Linked DNA regions of Homo sapiens: region 1 is linked to region 2. Evidence: read pairs that join two places in POLR2A ChIA-PET (ENCODE). Cell type or tissue: HepG2. All regions are shown on one strand. Each heading gives the region's core, and the rest is flanking DNA. Links, peaks and the distances in the headings are about the cores only. Region 1 holds the start of EVA1A-AS (EVA1A antisense RNA). Region 2 has its middle 41 kb from the start of MRPL19.

What was found. Peaks named below come from ENCODE experiments on the same cell type or tissue, not always from the same donor. Only the 100,000 strongest peaks of a DNase experiment are listed, where the experiment ranks them.
Region 1: POLR2A ChIA-PET joins it to region 2 with 9 read pairs; 3 of 35 experiments call an interaction of 5 or more read pairs at or near these places.

What each region holds. Positions count from the first base shown.
Region 1 is chr2:75,522,267-75,525,176 of GRCh38, reverse strand. EVA1A (eva-1 homolog A, regulator of programmed cell death) reads left to right here. Exons shown (of 4, transcript NM_001135032.2): 2 at 2,690-2,812. It overlaps EVA1A-AS (EVA1A antisense RNA), which reads right to left and starts at 1,109. Exons shown (of 3, transcript NR_110281.1): 1 at 1,026-1,109. RefSeq lists an enhancer at 906-2,105. In HepG2, for the core only: no CTCF peak of the experiment used is centred there; DNase peaks (open chromatin) are centred at 1,406 and 2,426; H3K4me3 peaks cover 866 bases.
Region 2 is chr2:75,604,584-75,607,493 of GRCh38, reverse strand. No RefSeq gene overlaps it. Among named protein-coding and RNA genes, the nearest start is that of MRPL19, 41 kb to the left of the region's middle. In HepG2, for the core only: a CTCF peak has its summit at 1,110; a DNase peak (open chromatin) is centred at 1,153.

The DNA.
Region 1 (2,910 bases), core at 248-2,747, 82 kb after region 2:
TTGAGAAAGAACAATAGATATTCATGTACACATACATATATACATGCGTGCATACATACATATATACATTGTATATTTATATATGTATGTATATAAGTATAGAATGTATATATGTATGTGTGTTTATATATATGCATTTTGTATATGGGGCAAGAAGGTGAGGAGAAAATGAAAGACTAAAATTTTGAGAAAGAGAATTATACATATATATGTAATCACTCTATATACATATTATCTATTTATCTACCTACCTGTCTATCTATCAATCCATCTATCTGCCTACCTATTTATATAGAGAGATGGAGATCAGCCAGAAAAGGGAAAGTCAAAGAAGAATCATTCATTAATGGAACCATGTCCTGTAGGAAGAAGGAGGAAATAATTTGAAAGCACAGGTGAAAATTCCTTAGAGACAGAAGGAAGGAAGGTCAGAATGAGATGGAAGGGAGGAAAGTTAGAGTTCATGTAGGGTGCCCTCTATTTCTCTGGAAAGCTGAGAAGATGGAATGAGAAGATTGAAGAATGAGAAAGTGAGAAAGTAAGATGTCAGGGACATACATGTAAGCTTTCCTAGCAGCACTGGGGGCCTCCATTGATTTTGTAAACTCAGCATTTGCAATGCTGCAAATATGAATGATTATATTTTTTCAGAAGCACTAGCCTGTAGGGAGGAGAGCAAGCAGGTGAGGGTTGGAGTGCTTTGGGAGTTAGGCGTGAGGTTGAGGAGAGGGCAGCAGAAGGGTCCTGGTGAGAGCAGCATGTAGTGTAGTTGTAGTAGCCAGGCTGTGCAGAGAAAAGATGAATCTAGGATGACAGTGATAAACTGAGTGAGCAGGGAGGGGATGAGAAGATAGAAGCCTCAGAGAGCTTGGGGAGCACGTTTACTTTGATTCAGGTATGGAGAGTGCATAGCAGTATTCTCAGCTAATAAAGATATACTCAGCTAATAAAGCAGATTCTAGCTGCTAATAAAGATATACCCGTGACTGGGTAATTTATAAAGGAAAGAGGTTTAATTGACTCACAGTTCTGTATGGCTGGGGAGGCCTTAGGATCATGGTGGAAGGGGAAGCAAACATGTCCTTCTTCACGTGGCAGCATCAAGAAGTACTGAGCAAAAGGGGGAAATGCCCCTTATAAAACCATCAGATCTCATGAGAACTCACCCACTATTAGGAGAACAGAAGCATGGGGGTAACTGCCCCATGATTCAATTACCCCCCAGCTGGGTCCCTCCTACAACAGTTGGGGATTATAGGAACTATATTACAAGATGAGATTTCAGTGGGGACACAGCCAAACCACATCAGAGAGGTAAGATAGAGGTTCCGATTGGAGAGTGAGATTTCTCAGTGTGAGTCATTCATCCAGCAAACAGTCCCTGAGCATTAGCTCTATGCACTTATTGTGGGAAACTCTGAGAACAAAGATAAGAATTAAGGCATGGTCCCTGCCCTTACGGAGTTCACAACCCAGTATTCAGAGGTAAAACCTTTCCAGGTGATGACAAGGTCCAGGATACATCTCTGGAAATGATTCACTGTGATGGTTGGGAGGGGAAGGTTGATGGGGCAGTGGAAGCCAAGTGGCTGGCAGGCTGGCATGTTAGATGTATCATCCCCAGGTGCTTATCAGTGCTACAAAGAAAATCGGGGTTTCTCTCAGCTCAGTTATTTCTCTGGGGCCATGTGTATCCTCTCCCCAGCCGGTGATATAAGGACTGTTTTTCCATTTGAGCTTTTGCTCTTCAGACTCCCTGTGACTGTCCTAGGGTCAGTGCCTGATAGTTTTCACCAGTGTAGAGTGGAAGGTCAATGGGCCTCAAAGACCTACTTCTGCACTTTGGTACATGAGTCTGTAGACAGTTACCCATCCCATGCTTCCAGTTTCCTTTTCTTTCTTGCCCTTATTTTCTTGACCTGTAAAATTAACGTAGGATAGTGACACCAATCCATTTTGGGGAAGAAATAGCTGAGATGTGTCTCTATAAAGTAATCAATAAGCAGAAGTCGGAAGCCACAGTAGTTGGAAGGGTGTGATGATGACGAATGAATGAGTGTGCACACGTGAAGTGGGGACAGCTCAATGCTCAGAGCTCCATGACTGATTTCATTCTTCCTGCAAGCTTCTAAGTGAAGCTAGACACAGAGAGGAGATTTCCTACCTGGGCCTAGCAGAGGCCTTGACACTTTAGCAAGGAAGGCATAGGGTGTCGGAATCTACATATCAGCATTTCCAGGATTCTAGTTCCTACAGAGCTGTGTGAGACTTCATTTCATGGCCCATCTGGGCATTGCTAGAAGGAAACAGAATTCCCTCCCTTCCTGTTCCAGAGAGGCTGGCCTGCAAACTTCACTGATGAGGGGCCAGATTGGGACATCCCACACTAGCTGTTTTGTGGATTTTGGCTGACAGGAGCAGAGAGGAAGCATGTTTCTTTGATCTTTTACCTCTTGCATCCTTTCTGGTATGACCCTGGGAGACTGGTTTATCTGGCTGTCTAGTTCAAATTCCAGATTACACTCTGTCAATGGGCTTTCTCCTCTCTGGGGATGCTATTCATCCTTCCAAGGATCCAGACACTAGCCACCAAAGCTTCTCTGCTGGGTTCACACACATACCAGGTCTAAGGTATGATGTGATCTCCTGGGTATATGATGGTTTTTGTGCTGCTTCTTTTTTCTTTCAGAGTCTGAGAAGCCAACTGGGGCCAAACAAGTTTTAGAACCTCTACTGGCTGATGCCAACATCATCAGAGATGAACTGTTCTTACCAGAAACTTCTCTGCTCCTGACACCCCACCTCTCCCCAGGTAGCTAAAGGGATAATGAGATTATTACCCCCTGAACACTATGTATGGGGGTGACATACCAGGGGACACTCAGTTCCAATTGCAATATCATAGGCACA
Region 2 (2,910 bases), core at 199-2,698:
ACCAAAGAGGGCTATGGTCATGGGTGAAGCAGGGACCATGAATAGGAACTTGGACTGGTCGATGGGAGCAATACTAACAAGTTAGGCCTGAAAGGGCAGCATCTAGCATGGCGCCAGCACATAGATGGTCCTCAGGAAGTGAGTGATAAATCGGGGAGGAATGGATGGTACATGATGAACAGTCTTTATTAAGCCGAATCTCAGGCTGTATTTGTTACAGGCAGTTACCGCAGTCTGGGTTGAAGTCATAATTCTCTCAAGAACTTTGCATGCTCCTGGAACTTCCCACTATATTTCTCAACTGATTTCCCCATGAGTTTGACTAAGGATGTGGACCACTTGAGTTGGTAAACCACACTGACCATCCCCGCCACACTACAAGCAGCAGCAGCTCCCTATCCAGGCTCCTGTTTGCAGAGCTGGAAATGGCCGAGCTCTGCATGGTGGTTCAGCATGACTCAACCTCCTTGTTTGGGGGCCAGCCCCCACTCCTGGCCATGAATCTAACTGAGCCTAAAACCCCCTTGTTTTTCTAAGTGGGTGTTGGGAATTTCCTTGGTTAAGCCTCCAGGTCTTCCCTCCTTCCGGATTTAATGAGCTCATTTATTTTACTTTTTCACTTAGCAGGTTTTAGGGCCAGTTAATGAATGGTGGGGTTCTCTTTAAGAGCCAAGTTGGGCCGGGGCTCAGGGCACTTTTCTTGCCATTTCCCACTCTCAAGTCCCCTGTGTCTCTAGAAGTCTCTCCACAATGCTGGCAACTGCTCTTCCCACTGCAATCCCCATATATCGAACTTTCTGGAACACAAGGACAGGGAGACCTCCAAATATTTTTGTGGTTGTTGTTTTGTAGTTTGTTCTGCTTTGTTTTGTTTTTCCCCTCCACACATTTTTCTGGGATGGCTGTTTCAATATGAGCTTGTGCTTTCTAAAAAGAAGGAGGTGTGGATGCCTCAGGAAAAGAGATCCATTTTTAAATGCAGGGCCTCCACTCTGAGTTCTGTCTGAAGTATTTGGTAGATTTTTGGGGTGGAGCAAGCTGGTTGTGAATTCCAGGGAGACTTGCCAGATGCTGTTTAAACCTCCTTTGTGTGAAGTTGGCTGTAAAGAGCCGCCAGGAGGGCGCACTAGTGGAAAGGAACTTGGAAGCCAACCTTTAGCCCAGAAAGAATGAGAAAGAATCCAGGGTCCACATGGCAAGAATGCATGCCTGCAGCAACTCAATGACTGACTCAGTTCCTAGAAGCTCCTCTTGGTAACGCCCTCTCTTCTGCTAGGTTGAATCACATACTGGAGAAAGCTTAGTCCAAAGAGTCTCCTGTACCTTTGTCCATCTATCCACCCATCCAGTAAATAAAGATTGAGCATTTACTGTGGGTCAGACACTGAGCTAGGCACTAGGGCATCAGGAGGAACAACTGGCCACAGTCCTAATGAATGCCCACAGGTCAGAAGAGTCAGGATTCCTGTGTGGTGGGAATGACAGACAGTGGGGGAGGCACTAGAGGATAAGTCATAGAAACCTCAGCATGTCACGCTTGGATAGCTTGCAGAGCAGTTGCTAACTGCTTGTTTACTGCTGAAGCACCAAAGCTTGGATACGATGCTCCCAACTGGCAAGGCAGAGCCCACGGCTTGCTTCTGCCTGGGGACCAGGCTGTGGGTGGCAATGGGAGCCTGAGTTTCTCTGCTAAACCTTCATACCAGGCAAGAGTCTGGGGCCAGTATTATTAACCAAAAACACATTTTGAAGCTTGTTGTGATCTGACTCCCTACGTGACCCCAGCAAAAAACAGAGAGAAGGGCTCAGGTGGGGGAAGGCAGCCCACCTTCATCTGCATTGGGTTGCTGTGTGTATTGGCTCCCTAGAGCTGCTGCAACAAAGTACTACAGACTGTGTGGCTTAAACAACAGAAATTTATTTTCTCACAGTTCTGGAGGCTAGAAGTCCAAGATCAAGGTAGCAGTAGGGTTGGTTCCTTTTCAGCGCTATGCAAGAGAAGCTGTTCCCTGCTTCTCCCTTAGCTTCTGGTGGTTTGTTGGCAATCTTTGGCATTCTTTGGCTTTTAGAAGTGTCACCCTAATCTCTGCCTGCATCTTCATATGGTGTTCCCCCTGTGTGGATGTCTCCATGTTCAAATTTCACCTTTATATAAGAATACCAGTCATATTGGTTAACCACACCCCACCACGACTTTATCTTAACTAATTCAATCTGAAATGACTCTATCTCCAAATAAGATCATATTCTGCAGCACTGGGAGTTAGATTTCAATGTATGAATTTTAGGGGTATACAATTCAACCCATAGCACCATGATTCTGACGTTATCCTTCTCCTCCAGCCATCAGCAGTACCTATGAGGAGGAGGTCAGGGCTGAGTCCATCTCAAGGAGGATCAGGAGTGGTGTCCTAGGGAGAACCAAAGGGTAGTCTACAAGCAGGGAAACAACTACTAGAAGGAGAGTTTGGGCTAGAGAGGAGTCTGGCACATGGATGTCTCATAAGCAGCTGCAGAAACGTAGAAGAGCAGTTATCAGGGTGCACAGATTTGGTCCTCTACCCCATTGTGCTTGGAGATAGCAGGAGCCTAAAGGAGAAGAAAGCCCCAAGCGGGCAGCTATTTTTAGCCTGGGACAGAGTTGTCAGAGGATGGCAGGGGGCAGAAAGGCCCCTGGGATCTGGGTGAGAAGACCCTGGGACTTTGAAGAAAGGGGAGAATAGCTATCAAGGTCCAGAGCTCCGGAGGACTTTTGAGTCGTTTAGTGTGCAGGAATGAGAATGTGAGACTGTGAGCGAGGGCACCTGGGGTGACTCTGCTTGCATGAATGACTGGGTGTTCATTCATAGCCATCCAGGGTTAGCTAAGACTCTTAGCCACTTCCTCTTTGAAACACAAGATTAATTTAAT